Regions from separate parts of the Homo sapiens genome. Here all the other regions are linked to region 1. Evidence: chromatin loops called from intact Hi-C (ENCODE). Cell type or tissue: A673. All regions are shown on one strand.

What was found. A loop is a pair of places that touch in the nucleus more often than their neighbours do. Peaks named below come from ENCODE experiments on the same cell type or tissue, not always from the same donor. Only the 100,000 strongest peaks of a DNase experiment are listed, where the experiment ranks them.
Region 2: a loop joins it to region 1, with 6 times the contacts of the local background. A loop is called at or near these places in 25 of 110 quality-filtered maps.
Region 3: it touches region 1 in a loop (3-fold over the local background); 7 of 110 quality-filtered maps call a loop at or near these places.
Region 4: a loop joins it to region 1, with 13 times the contacts of the local background. A loop is called at or near these places in 30 of 110 quality-filtered maps.
Region 5: a loop joins it to region 1, with 4 times the contacts of the local background. A loop is called at or near these places in 24 of 110 quality-filtered maps.
Region 6: it touches region 1 in a loop (2.9-fold over the local background); 17 of 110 quality-filtered maps call a loop at or near these places.
Region 7: it touches region 1 in a loop (4-fold over the local background); 9 of 110 quality-filtered maps call a loop at or near these places.

The regions. Positions count from the first base shown.
Region 1 is chr16:65,116,654-65,120,653 of GRCh38, forward strand. All of the region lies in intron 1 of CDH11 (cadherin 11), which reads right to left. Among named protein-coding and RNA genes, the nearest start is that of CDH11, 3.4 kb to the right of the region's middle. In A673, a CTCF peak has its summit at 1,521 (motif pointing left); DNase peaks (open chromatin) are centred at 1,508 and 3,488; H3K4me3 peaks cover 3,733 bases; H3K27ac peaks cover 1,862 bases.
Region 2 is chr16:63,458,971-63,462,970 of GRCh38, forward strand. All of the region lies in intron 2 of LOC105371308 (a long non-coding RNA gene), which reads right to left. Among named protein-coding and RNA genes, the nearest start is that of LINC02165, 270 kb to the right of the region's middle. In A673, a CTCF peak has its summit at 2,421 (motif pointing right); a DNase peak (open chromatin) is centred at 2,461.
Region 3 is chr16:64,968,989-64,972,988 of GRCh38, forward strand. CDH11 (cadherin 11) reads right to left here. Exons shown (of 13, transcript NM_001797.4): 9 at 3,916-4,000; 10 at 2,943-3,076; 11 at 2,591-2,708. Among named protein-coding and RNA genes, the nearest start is that of CDH11, 150 kb to the right of the region's middle. In A673, no CTCF peak of the experiment used is centred here; a DNase peak (open chromatin) is centred at 2,433.
Region 4 is chr16:64,088,104-64,092,103 of GRCh38, forward strand. No RefSeq gene overlaps it. Among named protein-coding and RNA genes, the nearest start is that of LINC02165, 360 kb to the left of the region's middle. In A673, a CTCF peak has its summit at 1,780 (motif pointing right); a DNase peak (open chromatin) is centred at 1,778.
Region 5 is chr16:63,359,195-63,363,194 of GRCh38, forward strand. The region is part of intron 2 of LOC105371308 (a long non-coding RNA gene); the gene reads right to left. Among named protein-coding and RNA genes, the nearest start is that of LINC02165, 370 kb to the right of the region's middle. In A673, a CTCF peak has its summit at 2,022 (motif pointing right); a DNase peak (open chromatin) is centred at 2,027.
Region 6 is chr16:64,479,761-64,483,760 of GRCh38, forward strand. No RefSeq gene overlaps it. Among named protein-coding and RNA genes, the nearest start is that of CDH11, 640 kb to the right of the region's middle. In A673, no CTCF peak of the experiment used is centred here; a DNase peak (open chromatin) is centred at 1,911.
Region 7 is chr16:64,991,120-64,995,119 of GRCh38, forward strand. CDH11 (cadherin 11) reads right to left here. Exons shown (of 13, transcript NM_001797.4): 5 at 1,796-1,915; 6 at 649-816. Among named protein-coding and RNA genes, the nearest start is that of CDH11, 130 kb to the right of the region's middle. In A673, no CTCF peak of the experiment used is centred here; DNase peaks (open chromatin) are centred at 72, 2,102 and 2,532; H3K27ac peaks cover 3,821 bases.

The DNA.
Region 1 (4,000 bases):
CAGAATAAGACCTTGGCTACTGTCTACTGCAGTCTTTAAAGCTGTTTAAAGCTGTTTATATCAACTTCCTAGATTCAGCTCTTCAATTGGCTTAATAAGGATAGAGAGAGAGAGAGAGAGGTACGAAGATCAGAAATTGGCCTCCATAAGAAATAGCATCATTAGTCTCTCTCATACTTTTGAGTTTCTTCCTCCTTTCCCTCTCTTCTCTCTCACATTCCTCTCACTTAATATCCCGATGTACCAGATTTTCTGATTGAGCAGAAACCTCGACCATACAGACTGTGAGAGAAATGCTTTGTCTCAATAAGAATCCCTGAACTCTGCAACCGTCTCATGACTAATTAAACCAAATAACAATGAAATTTTGCCTCCAGTTCAAACAATGTGCATTATTCACAAGAGCTTAGAATTTAAAATTGCCCCTTTTAAAGTTAAATAAACTGTCCAATGGTAAGTGAACGTCAGTTTACAAAACACTTTGTCTTACTTTCCACTGAGTTACTTAATACTCCCTCCCATAATCCATTTGCATTGATTCCTTCTTCATCAACTGTCTACGCATTCCAACACAGCTCAGAGCTGCAAAGAACTTCATTGCTGAATCACCAGGGAGGCAACTGTACTCACTTAAGACAAAAAACACAAATAAGTAGCCACTTAAAACAGTACTTATTTCTTTAATGGAGTTTTCCTCTTAATTATAATATAGCATTAGTTTCTTTTTGCATTCTCCTCCTGAACTTTCATGACACTATCAAACAGGAGCAAATATAAATTTGTGTAGCCTGGAATATGCAATTTAATCATAAGCCATAATTTCCATATCGCTGAGAAGAAAAAAAATCAAATGATTATACTCCAGTGCACGAGGAACAATCTTGAATTAAATTTTACTCTCTGCTAAAGTTAGGTTTTTCACAACAATATCAAGAATGGTTTAAAAGAAACAGTAAAACATTTACTGCTATATTAAAATTCCATGCCCCAAAGTGTTTACCGAAGATCAAACTGCTATTCCTTTTTGCAAATTAGAAGTGTCTTGCAGACATCTTCAAAACCTCATGAAAGAACGGGCAATGGTGTCACGGTAGTCTCACTGATATTTTTCTTCTTTATCCATTCCCTTCCACTTGGAGTCAGAAATGATGCTCTTTTTGCCAGAAAAAAATCCAGAAAATCCTCCCAGATCACTGTCTCAGTGAGAGCTGACCTTGTTTATCCTGCAGCCCAGCCCCCACCCCGGCTGCTGCTCAATGTCAAGTTACAGGATTTCCCAACTTTCTAGTAAACTCCAAGGTGGGAAGAAGATGCTGAAGGTAACAGGATCCACCCACTAGAGAGATGCTAATCCTGACCAACTGCTCGAGCAGTAGCTTGAACCACAGCTAGATTGAATTCGGTCTCTCCTGAGAGGGCCAGACAAGGCTTGTAAGTAACAAAACCGCTTTTCATGATGCCCTCAAAAGCAGATGGGCTCCATGCAGACAGTTGGAGAAGGGTGCCATTGCCCTCTAGTGGCCAGAAGTGCAATCTTCCGCGAAGGAGTCCATTTCCAGAGTTGTACAAGGCTCTCAATGTCAGGGTAAAATTATAGCAGAAAGATGTCTAATTATGCTCCTCGAGTGTTTTCTTTAGTCCTTCCTGCTCATAGGGGAGGCTGCGGATGGCTATCACAGGAATCCTGATGGAACAGCTCATTTTTAACTCCTACCAGTGCACCAGGATGTGTCCAATTTTCTCCAACTTTATTTTTCTTTTTCTTTAGCAGACCTGTTGATGTTTTTCCCCCTAATCAATTAAATCACAAATTTATATAGACCAACTACTTTTATATATTTCAGAGGCAATAACTTTAAATTAAAAAGGCTGAAAACTCACAATTCTTGGTAAGTGCAGAATAGGGATTCTTGACAAATTAGGTAACTTTTTATGAAACAGCAGCCAATTCCATAAGGGAGAAAATCATCCCAAACACATTTCAATCCCTTAAATCATTGGCTAGTGAATTTATACAGTGCTCAAATTTTCTAGGAAAAAAAAACTTGAAAGTTCATAGTCATTCTTCAAATTTGACAATTCAAGAAAAAAAGTTTGATACCTACTTTCAAACTCTATATATTCCACTGTTTTATTATTATTGAATGAGTAAGTATGCCTGTCATCAAAGTGAAAACATCAATATTGAAAGTAAATTCCAATGAAATTGTTATGTTTCTCCAACATCTACCTACATACATGTATTGAGAATGAAGGAAGACTAAAATCAGATTTGAAGATCTTGTTTAGATGGTTCTGAAAACAGATTTGAATATAAGAGATCAAAGTTTACCAACTTCATAAGTTACCACTTCATAAGTCACAGGCATTCACAGGCAAGGTTCCAGGACATGCTATGCTCCTGGGAGCGCAGTACTGGCATTGTAAATCAGACCACGAGGTCAATGTCATGGCGTTTCCCATATGAGGGTCCCCAAACCAGAATCTTTACAAAGCAGCCATGTAATTCTATTCAAAGGAGAAGAAAAACCATGAATTATGAAGACAAGTGCATTAAAAGAGCATGAAATTGATCCGTATTCCCCCAAATCATGGCGTGGCTCTCCAAGTCTGTCCCCTGCCCCCTCCTCCCACAAATAAACAATCAAACATGCACATCCACAGCCACCACTCTACAGAGGGAACATGAGTTCTAAGACATAAAAAAAATTGCGCCATAACTATTTTTTTTAAATTTTCAAATTAACAAAAGATTGCATCTTAATTGAAAATAGAATTTAGGTTTCTAGTAATTTTACTGTCTGGTGTTCTGATAAGAATGCTGAACGTAATGAAAGTTCTGAAGTGCTATCAAGATGGTCCACTGCTTCAGTTAGAACTATTTTAAAAGCTTATTTTCCTAGGCAGCAATAAGCAGCCATTTGAATAAATCTACATGTCTGGGGCTCGCCAGATTATCCAGTCTCAATCCTTCCAAGGCCTGCCTTCATTCCCCCTTTCCCAGGGGTGAGGAGGGTGGTTTATTCTTTCAAACAATGTCATAAAATGCCCAGTTTATGCAGACTCTGAAGTAACAACTAAAATGATAGTAATAATTTTTATTAATAATAGTGCATGCCTGCAAGACATTTTAATGTCTTAATTTACAATGTTTCAAAAGTAAGATGTAAAGATAATCCTTACTCAAGCAAAGTTTCCTGGCCTTTCAGATGCCTTTCCCTGGTCTCTACTGAAAAGCACTCACATTCCTTTTGTACTAGGCTGGATTTCAGTTTTTCACAGAGGTTCGAATTCCAGAGCCCACTGGCCAACTCTAAAACTTGGAATCAGAGATTACATTTAAGGAACTTCAGTAGCTGGAGCCTCAGAGTGCTTCTCGTATTGGCCACAACTCTGTCCCTTTGTTTTGTAACTTTTTTTCCTTTGTCCTATTGGAAGAAGACCAGGCTCCCTGCAGCTAGGGTTGGGCAGTTAATATTTCTGTTCTGGTGTCTGCACCTACGTATTTGTAGGAAAAACAATTCCAGGATTAACGAAAAGAAGGTCAGTCCCTTCTCTTCTCTGCCAACATATTAGGCTCTAGCGCTCAGAGCCCAGCCTGGCAAATGTGCTCATGCGATGCTACAGGATCCTCGCTCCTGAGAACACATCTGCATCCCCATCCCCAGGAAATCCAGACACCCCGCAAAACCATCGACGTCTGCTGCAAGCCCAAGTGATGAGGAAATTGATCCGTCCTCTAGCCAGATTAATTATGGTAGCCTCCCTGTGATTAAAACGAAAACTTACTGCCTCATATTAAACCGATAGCCATGATTAGAAGAAGAAAATAAGAAAAGATTTCAGAGCGATCGTAGCACGATTTCTTTAGGGGGAGACGAAGGGGGAAGACTTTAGTGAAATCTATACCCTCATACAGCCGGGTTTCAAGAACAACCCCCCACTCCCATCCCTTAGGGATAACCCGTCGTCAGGCAGGGATGGTATTAAATAATTAAAA
Region 2 (4,000 bases), 1.7 Mb before region 1:
CAGGACAGCAAGAGCAATGACTTGAGATATTAAATGGCCTGTCAAGATCAGACAGAGATAAAGAGTGAGATTCAGCTGGACCAGAGGGGCAAAGATGGAAGTAGTAGAAGGTGCATTTAAAGAGATCTGAGGAAGGCTAGCATCGCAGTGCTTGGCGTGATGTGCGAACATGCTTCACGTAGATCCGCTGTGGTGCACAGCTGGAGGGTTGCTATGCTTAGATAATATGATTGAACAAAATCTGTGAGCAAACAACTCTTTAAAAAAAAGGGAAATTCCTTGTAACCATCAGTCACTGACTATTTATTGATAAAATTAAGAGAATCTGTCACATATAATATATACTTTTAAAGATTTTGGTACTACCTTACCATAATTACAATTACTATTTCCATCAAGAGGGAAATATGAGATTTTCAAACACTTATTTAGCTGCTTATTTAGCATAATAGTATACTTTGTGAGAGCTAATTCTGGCTTTGTAATGTGACATATCTCTTGTATTTAAATATTTTATATACTAAATATATGTTAAGATATTTAAATATATATATCAAATAAATTAATAAGTTGAATATTTTAGTAACTGAAATGATCCCAGGAGTTTCCTAAATACTTTATTTTTTTCATTTTCTTGTTTTTAAGATGAAAGCACTAAAACACAAGTAAACCATGCAACCATTAATAAGTTCCATAAATTGAGATCATTTAAAAATAGTTTTTCTTCCACTATCCACTTTTATTCTGACTTAGACCAAGCCAAACTAAACATTCATCTATTTCCTGTGATTGGAACTTCATGGAATGTACTTAATATGGCAAACAACATATATGAATTGTTTATGCATTGCCTTTAGTCTGAAATGATCTTAAATAAAGTTGAATTAAAATTAAAATTAAACTGGTTGAGTATTTACTGTATTGGGAACTGTGCCTTACACATGCCAGCCTTTTTTTTAGGTTCATAGAATTACAGATATTGTGGCTTTGAATTCTTGCAAGAATCTTACAATGTAAGTATTCCCAAGTATTTTTTTATGTAAGAAGAGATGAGGTTAAAAAAAAAAAATCTCACAGGGCAATAAACTTCAGAGTCTGGATTCTGTTCCTAGTTTATCTAATGCTGATGACTTTGCTCTAAACTGCTGTGTAATATGGGTGTCCTTAAAGACCAGCTCAAAAGGTAACCTTGTTGAGCTACTGAGCTACTTCAACCTCCTCCTTGTGAATAAAAAGTAATCCTTTCTTCTTTTGGTGGAAGAATAGTCAAGAAAATAAGGTCTAGAAGTAATACCTAAACATTTGCATTCTAGTTTTTCTCATTATCATTCATATAAGCTAAGAGCATCATGACTTAGGATTTGGGGATAGTACAAGCATCCTTTATCTTCATGTAGACTGTCTGATTTATTTGGTCAAACTTTGACTTCGCACCCACTTCACTTCTGTGGTGAATGCAATTACAATATTCTGCAGTTTTATTATTTTTATTTTATTTTTCTTTTCTTTCTCAAAAGGGGTTGCAGGTGTATAGCTGATGTGTGTGTGAGAGAGAGATTATATATCTATGTAAGCTAAATAAAATGTAATTTACATTATATACATATATATCTATACAATTTACTAACCTAGCTTACTTTATTTATTTTTACTCTTCATTACTATTCAACATGACATCTAGACTTTTACCATTGATAATAATTCCGTGATCAGTGATTCTTCGAGAATTTACTAGAATTGCATAGTATTTTAAAATTAAAATAAAGAGAAATGGGTACACCTAACTCTTCTCAAAAAAAAGTCATCCTTAAAATTGCCACTACATTCTTCCTAATGAAATCTGTGAGGCTTGATTATTAGAAAAATATTCAAAACAAAATTTTTAAATGACTAATGCAATTGCTAAATTGATTAATCAAATAAAGCCAACAATTAAAATATATTTGCATTATTCTTTACATTATATACAATGTACATATTCATCTGCTGCCAAGATACTATTATGATTGTCTTCACATTGTTTTTTACTTACCTGAGAGTCTGTTTTTCTGTTTTTCCTGAGTTTATTTCATGCAATTGGTGGGGGAGGAAAGTAGTGTTACTTACTCATCAGACTACAACACTGACAAAACAGACCTTGGGTGGAATGGTTCTTTCGCTACCTTCACAGAGTGAGCTTAAGGGAACACAGGAGTATTAAAGAGAGAATGGGGTAGGGAGAAAAGTGAGATAAAATTATGCATCAAGGAAACCAACTAAAAAATGAGAGTAAGCATGTGACAGAAGGTTTTATTAATGTTCTGTTATTGCTACTGCTACTGTTATTGTTGTTCTTCATATCTTTTAACTTCTCTGAAAATCAAACATACAAATTTCTTAAGATTTTTATATTAGCAAGAATCCTACCATCCAGGGAAATAAGTATTCTAAGCATTTGAGACCACTTGAGGGCACTGTGGCATTGCATTTTGGTAAAGTGACCTTTTAAGAGTCAACTCAGGGAACATAATCTAGCTTTTCAAAACCCAGAATAAGCACACACAGGTACTCTGGGGTAATGTCTCTACAGGTGGATAGGCATAGCTCTGTGGACATATAAATCAGTTAGTGCCCCACTGAGGCAGCTCCGGACCCGATTGCTTTCCACATCTGGCCGTCCCTGTATGTTTTGGATATTTGCTTTACTGGTTGCTCAGGCTGAGCTATCCTATTATAATTTTCCAATTGCAGTGATAATGGATCATTCTTGGCATTTCCCACTCATTAGATGGATTAATTTAGGGGCATTTTCTGTCCTTGGTATAATCATTGAGAAGGGAATGAGAATAGCTGCTGCATTGGATGAATTACAGCACAGGGTCCAGAACTTAGATGTGAAAAAAGAAAGGGAGAAATTGAGGATGGAAAGAGAGGTGAAAAGGGGGTTGGTGAGTGAGTGCGTTCCTGAGGCTTAGCTGGGCAAAGGAAAACGTCTCAGCTTGCTGACTGGGATCAGAACCAGTGGTAGGTCACAACAGAATACAGTGCTAACATTGGAAAAAGTTTAAATGTATGCTAATAGAGCTCCATCCTTTCATACAGTAACTTTCCTTTTCATTAAAAATACACTGACTACAATAAAAAGCATGGAGCTCTTTTACTTGCCATTTGCATTTTTTTACATTTATAATTCTTGTAATACAAGAAATATCAAAGACACCTTGAGTTTTAGTCCTGTTTCTCAAATACCCTGTATCAGTAACTTTGTTTGATAAACATGTTTTGAACAACTACGCTATGCTCAGCATTGTGACTGGAATGAGAAATACAGAAAATCCTAAGAGCTCCTCCTACCCTTAATCAGGACACTTTATGAATAAATTGGAATGCATTTTTAAACAAATGAAACAGTAGTACAAAATGAATTGGCTTCTTATGATCTCAGATTCTTATCTTCTAATGGTATTTAAAAGCTGTAAAATTCTGATTCAACATCTTCTTGTCTTGAGTAACGGGAGCTTGAGAATGAAAAAAGCAGCCTCCAACTCCACCCATTTGATTAATTAAAATTGCCAACAACCTTGAGAGAGTCCCCTGTGGCACAGATGAAATAGTGAGCATAGCTTCAGTTTTTGACATATATGTGTTGAAAAATCAGAAGGAATCTTGTTACCAGAGAAAAAGAAAAGCCATAGTAGGGAGTGTGACAGAGTTAAAATAAAAAAGAAGGTGGGAAAGAATGGCTTTTTAAATATTTATAAATGGCAAAGAACATTTAATACAGCTTCACATAAATGTGGGATCATGAAGCCTTTGATGGGTCTATAACATGGCTCTGTATCTCATAAAACATGGAAGATGAAACTTATAAAGATTTAGAAGACAGTCTCAGAATGTCATTAATGAATGATGAGAAAGAAAATACAAAGGAGGAAGCTGGATACACGGACTTGTACTGACACCTTTGATAAAAGGTACTTTCTGCTTCAAATAAGAGGGCATTATAATTTACAACGAATAA
Region 3 (4,000 bases), 150 kb before region 1:
TTGCCATAGTTAATAAAGTAATTTTTCTTAAAAAGTAGCAATTTCCTGCAAAAATAGTAGCTCAACAGTGGTATTAGTCTCTTATAGGAGAGGGCAGGGGAGATGAATTGTTCAGTAAATTGGCTCATCTAGGGTTATATAATCTCCTTGAAAAATATAGATGGTATCCGCAAAGTATTGTGACAAAGTAAAATACTTATAACTCCCTAGAGAACAATGTGTCTTAGTATAATGTTTTCAGAGGTTAACAGCAACTAAATATGATTGCACATATAAAAAGAAAATGTACAGGGCAGGTGATGGAGGCAAAGTTATCACAGCAGGGAAAGCTTAGTAAAGGTCCTGTTTGTAGGTGTCCCATGATAAACAGTAATATTGCTAGGAATACAGCCCCAGGAGTTAGACCTCCAGTGTAAGTTGAGAATTGCATCAACACAGATAGAAGATTGACCACAAATATTTGAGAAGCTAGACAAAAGATGGTGGCTAATAGTCATATGAGAACATCTGAGTTTTCTGGGCAACCGAATCAATCTCTTCACTATTGTTAAAACTAAATCCATTATGCAATATATTGTTACAAGCATTTCTTTGTCAGAAAACTGATATAAGCCTAAGCTGAAAAAATATAGCAGTCTGTCAATTCAAGGTGAAACTGGAAACAAATTTGAGAATGCAGAAAATTCTAAGAGTGAACACAGGGCTTTTCATAAATTCAAATACAGATGTATACGTATCTTAGAAAGCATTATGCAAACACTATTTGTGCCACCCTGTTCAATTCAGCTCAGTACACATTTTTAAATGTTCACTATGTGCCTGAGTTTCCTTGTTTTGGAGAAAACTATCATTACAAAATGAATTCCTGTATTACATATGTGTGTCCCATGAGGGTTGTGTGTTTCTGGTTGAGAACTATCCATTTACATTAGTGCTTTGCAGAATTATCTCTTTCAGAGACTTACAAGTGCACATTCACCAAAGACAAAAGGTAAAAGAAAAATCCTAGTGTAAATACAAACTTAAAGAGTGTTAAGTAACGTTTTGTTTTAAAATGATGGGAATCATTTACAAATTGAAACAGGGGTTGTTTCGTAGGCTTCTTTAAAAACACGTTTTTCTACATATAACTTCCTTCACACTTCAGTTCTTAAGAGCAAGTTCATTATAGAAAGCAAGGCATTGGGAGAGAAAAGGCTGTCATAACACCTAGGGCATTTTGCCTCATTGTCTCATTTGGCATGTGCTTGATTTATAAGGCCCATAATTAAATACTCACATAAGTTCAAGAAATAATAAGGTAAATCAAATCATAGACCCTCAAAATCCAAGCAGCATGGGGAGCGCCTGTCTGCTTTAATCATCAGCACGAAAGGATTCAGTGGTTAAGGCTATAGCATCTGGCCTCTGAGAGCCTGGGTTTAAACCCAGCCGTAACTTTTATTTGGTTGATTGATTTGAGACGAGTTATTTAATGATTCTGTGCCTCATTTTTCTCATCTGTGGAATAGGGGTGACAATAATGCCTACCTATGGTGGTGTTAAGAAAATTAAGTGGACAGAGTGTGGAAAGGATCTTGGCATGGGTCGTGGAACACAGCAACTGGTATTTATGGTACTGATGATAGTGATAACAGTAATGGGGAAAGTGATAATACTTACTAGAAAGTTTAAGATCCTCTAAGCCTGTTCTCAGTCGCAGGGAAAGCAATCAACCTATGGCCTAGTACCTGGTTAGCATGGATTGCATGAATATAGCAATCTGTATTCCTCCTTTTGCTCCCATGTTAAATGGTGGCATTTGTCTCCCTGTTTTCACAGGCCTGCACCTTCACAAACTTAAATGGGCAATTTCACTACCAAGTAATGGACAGAGAAAAACAGTGTGGATGAGAGTAAAAAATATATACATATATTCATCTTTCCTGGCTCTGCTACCAACTTTATCTAGGGACTGCATCAGGTCTGGGACTACAAAAACAAAAACATCTATTTCTAATAATCTGCAAGTCTAGAACCTCCTTAACTAATGAAAGGGGAAGCAGAAATAGTATTAAATTTTGCCGTTTTTATAATGGACAAACAATGCTTTGTTTCATGCCCTTCAGGCAACAATTCTGCAACTACTTTTAGATATTGAGCTCTGTACCCAGCCACACTGCATTAAAACTGTACTTGGAAAGGAAGGCCAGCTGAAAGATTAAATTGCCTTACAAAGTTGAACTAATCTCTTTTAATGCTTTACTTGATATCAATATTCATAAAGCTATCCTTCCCCCAAGGGTTTATCAACCTCTTGAAAAAAAAGATAAATGGAGTTGTTTGCATATTGACCCTGTAAGCTTCCCCACTTAGTTTTCCCACTGCTTCATGAATATCAAAGCCAAAAAATGTAAATAAAATTAGACTCACTTATTCGCATGCATCAAATGAGCCCATGTTTCAGAACAGAGGTGGCATTATTATTTCCGGTTTCTTCTTCAACAGGAAGACATTATAAAGATTAGTGAAAATACTTGTGCTATGCAATGTAAACGCCATTTGTTTTCCAGTTCTACTTCTCTGAATGCGTAGGAACCTTAGTACAAACCTCGGTTGTCTCTGACTGTGAAATTTGGATTGTGAATGATTTCAGGGGGTAGGCTGAAGATAAATCTTGGTCCATTGGCCGTGTCATCCTTGTCATCTGCACTAATTGTAACAATTGGCTGAAAGAGAAAGGTGGCCCATAAATAAATCATGCTGACATTGGCACATCATTTATTCAAAAATTTCTGGCTGGCTAGAAAGCCTGATTTTAATTAGAGAACATAACTTCAGAACAAAACTATGGCTCTGAAACCTTTTTGGGCAGTGGTTGGTATCTCCAAGTGATGGTTTAAAAAACACACTCTATTTCCAAGTGCATTGTTCCTAGCCAAGAATAGGGAAAGCAGGATTACCTGGTTGGAAAGTGGCTTGGTCTGATCACTCTCACAGATGAAACCTTCATAAGGGGCAGCAAACTTGGGAGCATTATCGTTGACATCAAGGACCCTAATGGCCACTGGGACTTTGGCTTCCTGATGCCGATTGTCTGGGAAGACAGAATGCAGACAGTCAAGAAAGGTCAAGGAGAAATACACATTGGTCCAGGCATATTCTTGGGAAAGAGTAAGCTCCAGCCACCTATCTGGGCAGTGCAGGGAAAGATGTTCTTGTCACAGAATCGATTTAAGAGCTGAAGGGTGCTGTTAGTGGGAGAGGCATATCCTAGAATAAATGTCAATATTAAGACCAGTAAGAACTAAAACACTTTTCCACATCTGCTGACTTTGATGCTGAGCTTTAATTCTAAAGGCCTATCATGGAGCCTGATCCCCAGAGAGATGTCTATCAAAGTGGTTCTTAAATGTGGGAGTCTAGAGAGAAGCATTAAAACCATCTGGGAACTTGTTGGAAGCAAAAATTCTCAGGCCCTATCCCAGACCTACTGAATCAGAGTCTCTGGGGCAGGGTCCAGAAATCAAGCTTGATGACTGATCAACCTGATGCATGATCAAGTTTGAGTTGTTGTCTATAGATAAACAAGAACCCACAAACCTTGGGCCTAAGGACTTTGCTTTTCTGGGTTCAGTGAAGACTAGTGACTGGATGGAGTGGGAAATCTTTCAGTGATGGTTATGAGTTTCAAACTCCTGAGGGCTACTGGCTCTCTTGCCAAGTCTATACCCAGTTCTGTCAGAGAAAACAAGAACATTTCCCTTTGCCTATATGTACTCCTAGAAAGATAACCGAAAACACATTTTAAAGACTGAAAAATCTGTTTAAGACCAAAAAAGTTAGTCTATCTCAGCTATTTTACTTTCCAGAATATAGAGTCTGAAGCGATAATACTTGGTAAAGTAGAATCAAAACCATGAGGAGAATACTTACGGATTTCTGCTGCAAAGACAGTGATGTTGAGCCAGGCTGTTTCCTCTCTATCCAGAGGTTTTGTAGTTTTAATAAAACCATCCTC
Region 4 (4,000 bases), 1.0 Mb before region 1:
CAGGAAACTGGCAAGGATTCTTTGATTTGGAACTACAAAGAAAGATCAGGTAGACAAACATATTGAGAAGACTCAAAAACACAGCCAGTCTGCAGAGATAAAGAATTATTCCAACAACCTCCACCCACCACCTGCCCCCATGACAGTTTTGGGGGCATTCACTGTTAGAGATTCACATTAAACGAGATAAACTGGAGAAACATGGGTCTGTGTGTTGAAGAGGCCCTGGGATGATGGAAACCCTCATGGTTAGTTGAGTGAAGAGGCATGAATACCCTAATGTCAAAACAAGACAGTAAGTGAAGACATGCCAGAAGAACTAAGTGTTGCTGTCTGAATGAAGAGAAAAGAGTTGGCTACTGAGATAGTGACCTCTCCTTTCTCCTTTCCTTTCCTTTCCCTTCCCTTCCTTCCTTTCTTTCTTTCCTTCTCTTCTCTTCCCTTCTTTTCTCTTCTTTTCTTTTCAAGATGATGTTTTGCTCTTGTTGCCCAGGGCTGGAGTGCAGTTGTATGATCTCGGCTCACTGCAACCTCCATCTCCCGGGTTCAAGTGATTCTCCTGCCTCAGCCTCCTGAGTAGCTGGGATTACAGGCATCCACCACCATCCCTGGCTAATTTTTTGTATTTTAAGTAGAGATGGCATTTCACCATGTTGGCCAGGCTGCTCTCAAACTCCTGACCTCAGGTGATCCACCCACCTCAGCCTCCCAAAGTGCTGGGATTACAGGCAGGAGCCACCATGCCTGGCCGATGGTGACCACTGTTTAAGAAGAGGCTGCACCGTATTGTTTTTAGGAAGTCACAGCTCTGGAATCAGACCAAACTAGGCATAAATCTGGTCACTTCTGTATCTTAAGCAGATGATCTTATCCTGTCCGTATCTACAGCTTCATCTTGGGCCACTTTCCAACGTTTACCATACTTCAGCCTCGCAGGCCTGCTTCCCATCCATTGAGTCCTTCCAGCTACTGACCTTTGCTTTGACCTGAAACCTGAAGCCAGCCTGTCAAGTAGATCCATAATGTGAGTGACAAATCCAAGTTCCTTGTGTAATTATACATTTTATTACAGCTGCATTAAAAAATTAAATAGGAAACTGTATTGGTCCATTTTCACACAGCTATAGAGATACTACCTGAGACTGGGTGATTTATAAAGAAAGGACTCACAGTTCTGCATGGCTCGGGAGGCCTCAGAAAATGTACAATCATCACAGATGCAAAGGGGAAGCAAGGCAAGTCTTATATGGTGGCAGGGGAGAGAGAGAGAGGGAGAGGGAGAGCACAGGGGAAACTGCCATTTATAAAATCAGCAGATCTTGTGAGAACTCCCTCATTATCAGGAGAATAGCATGGGAAAAACTGCTCCCATGATCCCATCATCTCCCGACAGGTCCCTCCTTCGACATGTGGAGATTACAATTCAAGAGAGATTTGCGTGAGGCCACAGAGCCAAACCAAATCAGAAAGTTACTTCTAATACATTTTATTTAACACACTATGTCGAAAACATCAGCATTTTAACCTGTAATCCATATTAAAAGTGAGGTATTGACTAGGTATTATTTTAGGTTCTTTTTATTTCTTCTTAAGATTTAGAAATTTGTTGTGTATTTCACACTAACACACACCTGCACTTATGCTAGCCACATTTCATGTCCTGCATCAGACAGTGTAGATTCAACCCTTGCTTTTTTAATTCTCTTCTGCTATGGTTTGAGGATTCCCTCCAAATCTCATGTTGTAATTTTGTCCCCAAGGTGGCAGTATTGAGAAGCAGGACCTTTAAGAGGTGACTGGGTCATGAGGGGTCTGCCTTCATGAAAGGATCAATCCATTCATGGACTAATGGAAGAAAGGGTTATCATGGGAGGGGAACCTGTGGCTTTATAAGATATGGAAGAGAGACCTAAGCTAGGATGTTAGCATGCTCAGCTCCTTTGCTGTGTCATGTCCTGTGCTGCCTCAGTACTCTGCAGAGATTCTCCACCAGCAAGAAGGCTCTTACCTGATGCAGCCTCTTGACCTTGGACTTCTCAGATCCCATAATGGTAACAAATAAATTCCTTTTCCCTATAAATTACTCAGTTTCAGGTATTCTGTTATAAGCAATAGGAAACAGGCTAAGACATTTTCCCTCCACTTTTGCTTGGACAGCTGTTCTAATCTACTAGAATGACTTAGAGAAAAGCTGCACTTTCAGAACAGAATTTGCCTTCGTATTATGTACTCCATGGTACCCTATAATCCTTGATTATAGCGATTTCATGCTAATGAATTACTCGTGCTGCAATCAGTTTAAAAGCTGTTATCCTCATTAGATTGAAGGCTCCAGGACTACTCCTTTTATAGGTATCCTTATATCCCCAATGCTTACATAATGCCCAATAAGAGGAGGTATTTGACTAATGTCTGCTGACTAATCATTATCTAGTACCTTGGAGCCTTTATTTTCTCATCTGTAAAGTGGGAATAAAATAACAACCCTACTTCATAGAGTTATTGTGAGGATTAAATATGTTCACATATGTGTATGTGTGTGTGTACTTATAATCATGGCTGGAATATCATAGCTGCTATATAGTATCTAGCTCATGGTAACAGTTGCAGCAGACCTTCTACCCCTAACTTTGTGATGGTTAAGAATGTGCTGAGGCACCAACATGGCACATGTATACATATGTAACAAACCTGCACGTTGTGCACATGTACCCTAAAACTTAAAGTATAGTAAAATTTAAAAAAATTTTCAAAAACGAAAAAACAAAAACAAAACAAAAAGAGAATGTGCTGAGGAGTGTGTCTGGCATATGACGGGTGACTTAAATTATTTTTAGGCTTAGTCTATTTATTATTTAATATATGTGTTAAATAATATATTATATTAATTAAATCTCTTAGTATTGCTTTGGAGTCCCTGCTTTGGACATGACATTCTTAAGAGATCCAAGAAAATAAAGAGGATGCCTCATTTTGGAACAGTCTGCATACTTAATTACTAGAAATAGCAGAAAAAGGGCATTGATTAGGGTTCACATGAGATTGTCTAGTGAGTATGGTTAGGAAGTAAGACCATTTGTTTGTAAACCAGAATTTCTAGATTCTAGTATTTCTACTTCTATTAATATATTATATGATTTAGTAAGGTATTTAAGTTTCTATATTTTTATTTGCCCAATGAGAAGTAAGATTAGCGATTCTTCATTGCCTAAATTTTGGTCAGCCAAGAACATGTGTACCCATAATTGGTCCTTTTCTTAGCCCCCTTGCAGAGACACAGCCTGCTGGCCAGCTTATTGTACTCTCTTTTCATTTCCCTTACTCCTTTAATCAGAAATAGAGACGTGACAATGTTGAGTCTCCTGTGGACTAAAGTGGACTGGGAAACACTGGGCTACACCATAAAAGGCCTGTCTGGCAAATGCTAATAATCCATATTACATATTCAGTCCTTGTAACGTAAAAACAGAAATCTACAGAACAAAATAATTGTACATATAACCCAGTGCCCAGATGAGTATTTAAAAGCCTTTTTTAAAGCACTTTAAGGAATCTCCACACTGTTTTCTCCATAGAAGTTGTACTAGTTTACATTTCCACAAGCAGTGTAGAAGTGTTCCCTTTTCACCGCATTCACACCAATATCTATTATTTTTTTCTTTTTTGATTATGGCCATTCTTGAGTAAGGTGGTATCACATTGTGGTTTTGATTTGCATTTTCCTGATCATTAGTGTTGTTGAGCATTTTTTCATGTGTTTGTTGGCCATTTGTGTATCTTCTTTTGAGAATTATCTATTCGTGTCCTTAGCCCACTTTTTGACGGGATTGTTTTTTTTCTAGCTAATTTGTTTGAGTTCCTCATAGATTCTAGATATTAGTCCTTTTTGGATGTATAGATTGCAAAGATTTTCTCCCACTCTGTGGGTTGTTTACTAAAGCAAACGATAGCCCTCAAGGGGGGTGTTATATACAACTCACTATGAAGAACTTAGTAATGT
Region 5 (4,000 bases), 1.8 Mb before region 1:
GCCGAGATCGTGCCACTACACTCCAGCCTGGGCAACAGAGTGAGATTCTGTCTCAAAAAAAAAAAAATAGTTAAATATATTTGAGGAGAAAAACTGCTAAACAGTGATATTAATTAAAGGAACTTCTATAGTCTTTGTTACACTAATTAATGTAAATTGTGAAAATCCATGTTGGGGATATTGTTTGCTACTTTTTCAACTTTGACTAAAAATCTCTTTTTTGTTTTTTTTGAGATAGAGTCTTACTCTGTCGCCTAGGCTGGAATGCAATGGCTTGATATCAGTTCACCTCACCTCAATCTCTGACTCCCAGGTTCAAGTGATTCTTCTGCCTCAGCCTCCCCAGTAGCTGGGATTATAGGTGGCTGCCACCACGCCCAGCTAATGTTTGTATTTTTAGTAGAGAGGGGGTTTCACCATATTTGTCAGGCTGGTCTCGAACCCCTGACCTCAGGTGATCCACCTGCCTTGGCCTCCCAAAGTGCTGGAATTACAGGCATGAGCCACCATAAAACTCTTTACACACACACGAATACATGCACACACGTGTGCACACATGCACAAGCACCACATTTACAAATATCAAACAGCTAGTGCCAGTGCTCCATGGAATATATTTGGGAAACGCAGCTTTATAGAAAAAAAAAGGGGGTGGGGATGCTTTGTTTTGGGTCACATGATAGCGACTGTCTAATAAGGGAGATTAAATTATTCCAAGAACATAAAATCAAAGATTAAATATTATTAAAGAGCTATGGGCATGTATGGATCTTCAGAAATTTGAAGTGTTTCTGCAATTAATATGAGAGACAGACGTGAGCAAAAAGTCACGGAGAGTTTGGAAAATAAGAGACAGAACGGGATGTATTATGAACATAGCCAGAAGTTTGGTTCTTAACAGCAATGGTTCTCAAACAGAGATGAGTGATCTCCCCACTCTCTCTTCCCAAAGGCATGTGGTAACACCTGGTGACATGATGTGGTTGTCTCACTGGTGTGAGAGCGAGCATGTTATTGGCATCTAGTGGTTTGATGCTAGGGATGCTGCCAACCATCCCCAGCACTTGTAGTGCAAAGGCTAGCCCCACCATCATCACCACTGTCACCACTGTGGAGGCTTACCTCTCTTGATATGCCAATAGTGGCACTGTTGAGAAGGCTCACTCTATAGCCTTCTATGTGTAAGGGCATGACAGTCTTGGGATCATGGTTAAGGTTATATGGAGGATTTAGAATTTTAGGAAAAATAATGCATATTTTTCAGTTGTCAAAAGACAATCAGGATTTTTTTTTTCCCTAGGCAAGATACTGGTCGTTAAACTTGAATTGACAAATTTATAAATACATAGGTGGATGCAGGGGTAGGATGAAAAGAGGGAAAAGTAAAGACGAGGCTAAAGTGAGAGGTGGTGAGGCAGTTATATGTATGAAAAAATAAGAGGCTCAGATAGTCTTATTACTACTATCATGAGCAATATTTGGGCATATGGCCTCCTAGAATTTTTTAAATAATTTATGACACTGTATCACTGTATATTATATTATAGTGCATATCATGAGTTTATTAGGCAGGGGACCCTACTATGTGCTATTTTGTAAGTCTACAATTAAATACTGTTTCAATCTATAAAAATCATATATATACATATATACATATATACATATACATATATGCACACATATATATAAGATTTTTCTAGATTAAAACATGTTTTATATATATATTTTTATACCAACATATATATAAAACATATATATAACATATTTATATATATAAAACATATATATATATATGTATATTCCAGATCAAGTGATGCCACTCAGTAGAAGGAGGACAACAGAGACCTACATAGTTTCTTTGAATCTCTGCAGTTTCTCATTTTCTAACTCTTAACTCCTTGAAGACATCAGTTTCTTTGAATCTCTGTAGTTTCTCATTTTCTAACTCTTAACTCCTTGGAAGACACCTTGTGTCTTTGATTTGGCCAGAAGAACTGCATGTTAGTATCCTGGCCACTAGATGGCAATAGCAAGACAGTGTTTGATGATAGCAGGTTCTTGGTGTCTAGGTTTAAAAAAAAATACTTTTTTTTTTGTTTGGTAATTCAATTTGTGTCTGTCTATCAGAAAAGGATAAGGAGATTTCAGAGGCAGACGGCAAGGGGAAAGAGCAAAGAGCATTAGTGGTACAATTTCTTTATAAGAAACAAGAAATAGAGCTTCTTTTTTGTACACCACAAACCTGCCCTTTCTCCAAGTGAAAACATTTCACACAATTGCAGCCCTACATTTAATAGCTGTGCATCCCTTAGCAAAGGCAGGTCCTTACAGGGCAATCACCATCACTCTCCTTTCCCACATACAAATACTTGAAAGTGGTGTCTGTTTTGTTTTACATTTACTGGTAAGGATAATCCCATTTTAGTTCACAATTTTATCCGCTAAAGACATTTCTCTGCTGTCAACCAATAAACATTTTTCATTCATCTACAGTAATGTGCCAGTAGTGGTATGTTGGCCAGCCTAGGAATCAGCATGGAGATCAGAACTCTATTTATTTGAGCCATGCAATATATCGAACATTTCATAAATGGCTTGTCTTTGTCCATGTTTTAGCCAAGCATGCTACCACCTTCATTTAACCACCTAAAGGGAATCCAAACATTTCTGCTCTCTGTTCTTATTTTCCCCAAATTTGCTAACAGATTGTGCTACTGTTAGCTAAAGTTATCAAAATATCTGATAAACGGAGTGGCATGTGGTACAGTGTAAAATTTTTTTATGGAATGGATGGGTGGATGGGAAGAGAAGCAATAGTTACGGTGAGGTGACCAAGAATAATAAAAGATTGAAGAAATTTTTAAAAATGTTTAATTACCATTCAAATGTACTTCTAAGTTCATTGTTGGTATAAAAAGATTCTATTTCTTCATTTTTAAAATGAGTGAGAATCTGGGTATTTATGTAGATATAATATTGTCTCCCCAAAACATTCTGTTCTCAGGATGGATGACTTTTGGGAGATTAGAGTATGTTTTTAATGTGTATTAAGGAGACATTTTAAATGTTCTGTTTTGAAGGAGAATAGCTTATTTCACTGATACCCTTGGTTGTTTTCCTTTTCTTTCTTTTTTTCTTTTCTTTCCTGTCTTTTATTTTTTCTCTTCCTTCCTTCTTTTCTTCTTTCCTTCTCTCTCTCTCTCTCTTCCTCATTCTGTCTGTCTGTCTCTTTTCCTCCTTTTTTAAAAAAGTATCTATAAAACCACTTTTCTTTGTGAGGTGCTTGTGATAGAGGGACATTGCTGTTACTCATATTAAACTTGCTTTAAAATTTCATGGTATCAAAAACTAGGATGTGTGGTGACTCTTCAAAAAGGTAATATTTAGGTTGAGACTTGGAGAATGACTCTGAACATTCAGAGGTGGGGTGGGTGGAGGGATCATGGTGGGGATGGGGGAGATGGTGTGGCTGTTCAGGACTACGGGACAATATAGGCAGTCTTTAAATATATATGGAACTTTGTTTCTTCCACAAAATGAAATAGGATTAAGTGTTTGAAGCCCAAGAGGAAAGGAGAAAAGAATACATGTTGAATTTGGATAAGCACATCACATAAGATCATACATTTTAACAACAGAGGAGACTGTTGGATCTTAAAATATATGTATATTTTTATGTATATGTATATTATAGATTGCCTCCTGTTCTTCACTGAGAATCTATGAGAATACTAAAGGCCAATTAAAGGGTAATCGATACATTACTCATAAACACTAAAATAGAAAAATAAGGAAAACAAAATCTTCTCTAAATAATAATGTTAACACACAAATTTAAAATTACAGTGGGTATAAAACCTGTTACATATTTAAATCACATGATGGTTTAAAAACATATCATGTTAAGCTGTCTTAAATATGCAGATTTAATATTGTGTATCTCTAGTGCTTCTAAGTTATTCGTGTTTGTTTTCAGATGATTATAATGTGCAATTAAGAT
Region 6 (4,000 bases), 640 kb before region 1:
AGCCCCACACGTGATCTCTGGAGACAGCATGGATTCTACACAGGTTTGCAGGTAAACTAGCTCCCTGAAAATATTGGAATTATTCCAAACAGATGGCAAGATAACTGGCTATATCCATCACTCATTGTTTGAGGGCTGCCCCAGAAATTTGAAGGTCTCCATGTATTAAGGCAAGTTAGCTACTGATAGCCTGAGGGAAGACTGCCTGCTAAGAAGCACACGTGCTAGCTGTTGAGAGTAAAGGTATACATGGAACTGACCATGAAAACAGTGTAAAAGGAATCATAGGAACATAGGCAGAGCCCTGACAGCATCTGCCATAACAATAATGCTAATATTAATGTAATCAGAAAAGGGGTCTTGATGCAGACCTCAGGAGTGTGTTCTTGCAGACAGGAATTCAAGGTGAGTCAAAGAGAGAAGAGAAGGTTCGTAGAAAGCTACCCTATTACAGAGCAGGGCATACTCAGAACACAAGAAGAGGAATGCTTCACAGTAAGAAGAGACAGTTTCTTGAAAGCTATTCCATTACTGAGTAGAGTGTCCTCAGAAAGCAAGTGGAGGAATTCACTATCTTTGCTTGAAGTTTTTCTTACACAGGAGTCTTACCTATGTAAAGAATAAACTAAGCTGTGCCTACATGTGGGTGGGCTGACAGCATGACAAAATGTATTATTCTATTGATTTAAATAAAACTATCTGTGACGTGTTAGTGTGTAAGTATATTAAAGTATAACTGTAATTATCTTGAAAGCACATATTGTTATGGTTATTGAGAGATCTAGGCTTTCTGTTTTTATAGGAGTTTGTCCTTACAGGCATTACCAAGCTGACTCCTTAGGTAAAAACATCTTAGGACTATGGGTCATGACTAGCAAAGACTGTGCCTTGCCAGTTTTAAGATGGAGTTGATTTTAAAATGGTGGCACTCTGGCTTTCCTAGGCTCCTGCTTTCCTAACATTAACATCCCAGCAAAAAGTTTCCATGAACATAGTAGTCTGCCCTTTGTACTTTTGCCATCATCTCATGTTGCTGGGTAAGGATTATTAGTCCCAGTGATAGATGGTTTAGGTGAATATAATTTAACATACATGCATATGTACACATACATAGACATAAATATTTTCAAATTCCTGTTTAGCAATTTATTCCATAATATTTGGTTTTACTATGAAAGTAGGTCATTTAATTAATTAATTAATGTTAGTTATACAAATTTATCTTTGCTATAGTGCTTTACATAAAAAGGGGAATAGTCTTTGGTAAAATGTATTTTTAAGTATTTAAGTCCCTTTTGAGTCAAGGTAGTTTCAGTCATCAAAAGTTTGCATGTATAAATTGCATGGAAAAGTCCCAAAGGAGTGCAAAGAGAACTCTTGTCTCTCATTTGGGCTACAAGAGACACACTTTTCTAAGATTATGACTCATGATAGTTGCTATAATGGTGCATATTAAAACTTTTTTTCAATAATATGAGAAACAATGTTGATTTTCAATTACACACGTAAAGAGCTGAATAGAGAGTATCTGGATTTCTGCCATGTATTATTCTTCTCTCCAGTTCCTGCCGATCAGTTGAACCTCTCAAAATAAGATATGGATCAAAGATGGACCTCAGAATTCCCCACTTATCAGTTCCTAGAATGAGAAAAGAGTTGAGAAACATCTAAATTCCTGATGTCTGTTGATTCAGACATGCACATAAAGCAAACTGCAGTAATTAGGGTCATATAAATTTCCTATAGCCATTAGCCCATCACCTTCCCTCATGGGAAAAGAGAACCAGGCAGTGGGATCTTCTCCTTGACTCCTGGAACCCCAGGCTGCCTTTCTTTTTATTTGAGTTAAGATGTGTTGGTTGCCTGGATACGGCTGAGCTTGTGAAAAAAATGTCACTGAGCTGCTGTCATGATGGCCATTTTATTACCATGATTTATAAATGGATTATCTGTGAAAATGGCTCTGGTTTTAATCATGCCCCCTGCAGGAAATGGCCTGTTCTTATTGGTTTGTTTCAATGACAGGTCGAGATATCCTGATATTTTATAACAGTTGGTAGATGCTTTACTGCAAATGATATCCATCCTCCAGAAAAAATTAGTTAACTTCTAATAGCATTAACCTCAGGAAGTGTATCCTGCCCACCCCCTCAATCTTATTTCAGATTCCTTCTTCTGGGGCATCAAGCTCCCCTTAGCTTTCCATCCTGTTTTCTCGTAATTCTGTTTCAAGGAGGAAGCAATCAACAACAGATTTCTTCCACAATGTTCCACATATGGGAATCACTCTTTGATGTTTTACAACAAATGGATTTCAAATAGTGAACAGGAGAAGATGCACAGATTCCTCGGTTTTGTGGTTCCACAGGAGGAAGGTGATGCTTTGCTAGGGTGCCTGGAATCAATCCTATCATCATCATCAATTTATTGAGTCTTTATCCCAAGCTGATAGCTTTACATATATTGTTCCTCACTTTCAAACCAAGGTGGATAATCTTCAAAATAGGAATTATCTTCACCACTCCCAGTCACACAAGGTTAATTTAAGTGACATAGTTAAGTGGTAGGAGTGAGATTCCACCCAGGTGTCTATGATACAAATCTTCAGTTATTTTCTTCACTTCATTGCTTCCTAAAGCTTATTCCATAGAACACTAGTTCTGTACAATTTCCAAACCTCCATTCCCTACCTGCAATAAGGTTAAAAAACAAAGAAGCAAAAATAAATATCTGGGGATAGTCTTGAAGATTCACTGTACATGCTAATATTCTGAAAGCTCTAAGAGTCTCTAATTTCTGTTGATAGTTTTAACTGATCTTTTCCCAAAACTTAGTCAAACATGAAATACATGTTTAATTAACACCTACTAATGGAACTCTGTAAATAAGGGTTTGCTGAAAGCTTCACTAGAGTATGTTTCAGTGCCTATACTTATAGATTTTTTCTTTTTTTAAAATCTACTTATATTTTTAGAAGTTTGATATAATTTTATAGTATTTGTAAAGTCCATACACTCTATCTTTTTTTTAATCACCACAGTAAACTTTATTTGAGCATGAATGCAGTGTGAGTACCATGCTTTTCCTCATTTCATCTCAATTACAAAGATCAAAAAGATTGAGGATTTTGCCTAAAATTACAGAGCTAGAAAATGGCTGAGCAGAGAGTTAACACCCTCATTTACTTTTGAATTTTGAACAAGGAATCACAAGAAAGTGTGCATAGACATTATCTAATCCTATTCCATTTTTTGGTCTTGGAAATATGAGTTTTTGAGAATTTAAGAGATGATACTCAAGCTTCAGGGTAAAAAGGCAGTGGAGCAAGGATTAGAATTCAAGTCTTCTCATCCTCAGGCTAAATCTGTTTCCAGAAGGATCTGAGTGGCACTTCTGGCAACACATCAAAAAGATTTTCTACCACTCCTTCTCATTTTAGAAGTTCAAATGTGTGAATCAGGTCATCTAGCATGCAATATGCTCAGCACCCTAATGTGTTTTGTAACTAAATGGAAACTCCACTTTTAATTAACTAACATTGATTAGCATATCAGTTACTCTAACTCATTACAAACAAATTAGACCAAAAATCTGACCATATGAGCATGAAATAAGCACTATTAAATTTCTATTTGGATAGAGATTGAACTAAACTGTTGCTTCTAGTATCAAAAAAGCCAAATTATCCTTTACTAAGATTTAACTTGGAATCAATATTAAAAGCTGTCTCTAATTTTCATTTTATATATTCCTCTCATCTCCGTAGAATTTCCTGGTCACCTGAATGATAATTAAATAACACCAAATGCAACTTACATTTAACTATAAGATTTTGTCAGACATAACAATTTTTTAATAGATCTTAACATTTGAACATTTGCAAGATTTAAGATTTCTTTTAGGAATGAAAAATAGACTATAGTCATGTTCTTTTTGTAGGAAGCATATAAACAGGATATAAACAAATCTGACCTAAATTGAGTCATGGTTATTTTCATTT
Region 7 (4,000 bases), 130 kb before region 1:
AAGACAATTTCTGCCTGGTGCCCTTGGGGATCACACTTTCCAAAACCAGCCCACGCAGAAAGGAAGCAGCAATCAACACAAACTTGCCAGCCATGCAAGTAAGCTGGTTTGGAAGTGGATCCTCCAACCCCAGTGGAGCTATCCCCAGTTGTTGCTATGGAGAACAGAGGCATGCTGTCTCCTCCAAGCCTTGCCCAAATTCCAGACACATGATAAAAACAAATTATTGTTATTATTTTTATTGTTTTAAACCACTAAGTTTTCCAGCAATTTGTTACACAGTAATTGATAACTGATTCAGGGACTGTTATATCCAGGTTAGAAATGAGGACACTGAGGCAGAAAAGGGTTAATTAATTACTAGATTGCATCACTACTACCAAGCAAAATACTTAGCAAAAACGATATTTTGTTTCCAGGGTTGTAGAACTTTTTACATCTTTTCATTCTCCTACTACCTCTACTCCCCGACATTGTTGTTGTTGTTGTTGTCTTGTTTTTGTGTTTTGTTTTTGTAAGAATGATATGAATTGCCCTTAGTTTTCTAGATTTTCTTTTTGATACCTCAGTAAAGCAGGAATAGGTTAGAGGAGGGAGAGAGCTGGCTGTGTCACCATGGAAAAGTGAAAGCCAAGTCCACCTACTTACTCTGCGGAAACTTTGGTGGGTTGTCATTGACATCGGTCAGTGTGATCGTCACTTTGGTTGTCCCTGAGAGTCCGCCCATATGTCCACCCATGTCCTTGGCCTGGATCACCACGTGGTACTCCTCCTTGGCCTCCCTGTCCATGTTGGGTAGGGCTGTTCTGATGATACCTGGACAGGTAAGCAGGCAACATCACAGATATTCGTTTATAACATTATGACAACAAGAAAGTTCTGAGCACTGAGGAAGCAATGCTGAATAAAATATCCCATGCCCTCAGCAAGAATCATTTCAACATGGTAATTACAACCAAAGGCAGCCATACTGAAGCATCATTATGTCTTTTCAAGCAAATCATAAAAATTACTATACAGCATTTGTATTTATGTTTTGTTGTACATTCAAGTAATAACCCTATTCTTCTCAGATATAAACACCCTAAAGACTGAAATACTTGAGTGGTCATTGCATGAATATCCATGACTAAACTCATACTTTTTGACTTCCAGCACAATCTTCTGTAAGTCTATTGCTACATACAATTCATGGAAATGTTTTGATGGTGCATATTAAGTTTAAAGCAGGAGGTGCATATTTCATGCAATACATTAAAGTGTAAATATTAATTTTTAAAAGAGTGAACCAAATCGGTTAAAATATATACAATGCTCATATAAGCACATACTGTCTATTATCACCTGTCACGGAAAACAATGATAAATTAATAACTGAATTCTGCATGATTGCTGGATATTGGCACATGAGTGCCATGCTCACTTAAATCTTTAGGAGACCTTTGGAAGCTTTTTCTCTCTGTAGATATGGCAACAGTTATGTGAGGAATATAGAGAGCACTGTGGAAGACTTAGTCCTTATTGCTCTCTTACTTCTGATATTAAAGTTGAGTTTTTAGATTATAGTTGTTATTGGGTCATCGTGAAATATGGGAAAACCAACAATAAATGTTTCATGGTGTACTAACTGTGTGATAGGCACAGGCCAAGTATCTAATCCTCACACTAACCCTATAGGGTAGCCCTCTGTATTCCTTTTTCATATTTGAGAAAACAGAGTATTAAATAAGTTCTGGTCAGGCCTGGGACTTCTTATTCACCATGTGTCACAAATCACAGTGACATTCCACAGTACCTGTCTGTGCTTCCACCGAAAAATAGGGTTGTCCTTCGAGGATACTGTACACTAACTTGGCGCTATTTCCATAAGTGGGGTCATCTGCATCTGAAGCTGTCACCTGGATTACTGACGTTCCTTAAAAGTGAAATAAATTAATTAGCAACATCTCCTCAGATTTTCAAATTATGTTCTTGTTTACAAAGTTTTATTCTAAAATTAACCCTGAAGAAGGCACCACAATTATTCAACATTCTCTCATTTTCCTGGAGTTGAGATGCAAAATAACCAGCCAACCAACCTTCCTTCCTTCCTTCCTTCCTTCCTTCCTTCCTTCCTGCTCTATAAAAATGGCCACAGTTTAAAAATGAACTTTCTGTATTTATAGTACATCCTACATTGGTTGGTGATTAAAATAATATTATAAATATTATTGCAAAAATATCTTACAACTCATGCACTTGAAATGTTCAGTATATCAAATAATTACATTAAAATCTTCCCAGAGTATAATAAATGATAATTAACGATAAATTGCTTTCAGGAAAGGACAGAGTGCAATCTTCCATCTGTAGCAGAACAATAAATACATCATTTTATTGTTGCTTTGCATGTAATAAAATTGCTGCTAATTCTACAATTTAATTAATTTATGGCCATAAATACTGAGCAGAATGCTGTTCCCTACTGGCATGAAAATTGCATCTTCCCACCTGTAGCTGGTCTGGTAGCCATATAACAGAAATCACCAGTAAACATCTGGTGAGAGGTAAGGGAAGCATTCATGGGTCAGAACGAAGGGAAACCAGGAAATTGAAGAAAGATGGGGTTCTGCTTTTCCTAAAAACAACCTTTGTTCCTGGCTGGTCACAAATAGCAAGTATCTGGGGCATGGCATGTTGGGCTTCAGAGTGGGGAGAGAGGAGCTGGAAGAAGAAAACCAGTAATTATCGAATTTCTCTGTGCCAGCATGATCTGGGGGCACATTCCATGTATTTTGCCAGCATTCCTCTGCTGGGCATTTTTTACATCTACTGTATTAGTGAGAAATTGAACTTGAGATATATGAAGCTTTGTAATCTATTTCACAAAGTTGGTAATTGCCAAAGTCTAACCCCAATCCAGCACACAACAAAACTCAAGTTATTTCTGTAACATTTTCAGCAGAGGGGCAAGGTTCTATGTGGGAGGCAAGGGAGCCAGTTTACACAGCCTATCACTACCTTTAATTTATAGGATTGTCAGTGATTTTTGTGTGGTGTACATCTCACTTTTTTCTAGTTACTCTTCTATAATTCATTATTTCATAGAAACAATCTCTTTGGAGCTCTTCCCATTTGTCAGTCACTATTCTAGGCAGGATAGATTTATAAAGGAAAATACCATCATGGTGTGGCTAGGGAAATTATTAATTTTAAATGCTTAATTTCCTTCTAGAACTCTGCTACATCCTTTACAATGGTTTTGTATTTCACATCTATTTCATTTAACCTTCAACATAGTTTATATTATCCTCATTTTATAGATGGCAAAATAAAAACTTAGAAAGGTATAATAGGTTGCCTGGGTTCGTAAGGCTGATTAGGAGTACAGCCATGATTCATAGTACTGTCTGACAACAACGACTGTACTGTCATATGCCATAATACAATGTCTGAGTTCTCAAAATAATAAGAGCAATCCATGACAAAGCCACATCCAGCATCACACTGAATGAGCAAAAGCTGGAAGCATTCTCCTTCAGAGCAGGAATAAGACAAGGATGCCCACTCTCACCAGTCCTATTCAACATAGTACTGGAAGTCCTAATCAGAGCAATGAGGCAAGAGCAAGAAATAAAAGACATCGAAATAGGAAAAGAAGAAGTCAAATTATTTCTCTTCACTAATGATATGATTCTATACCTAGAAAACTCTAAAGACTCTGCCAAAAGGCTCTTAGAACTGATCAACAACTTCAGTGAAGCTTCAGAATACAAAATCAAGGTACAAAAGTCAACGGCATTTCTATACATCAATAACACTCAAGCTGAGGACCAAATCAAGAATACAGTGCGATTCACAAGGGCCACAAAACAATAAAATCCTAGGAATACATCTAACCAAGGAGGTAAATGATCTGTACAAGGAGAATTTCGAAACACTGCTGAAAGAAATCATAGATGACACAAACAAATGGAATATTGATCCTTTCAATGATATTGATTCTTTCAACCCATGAGCA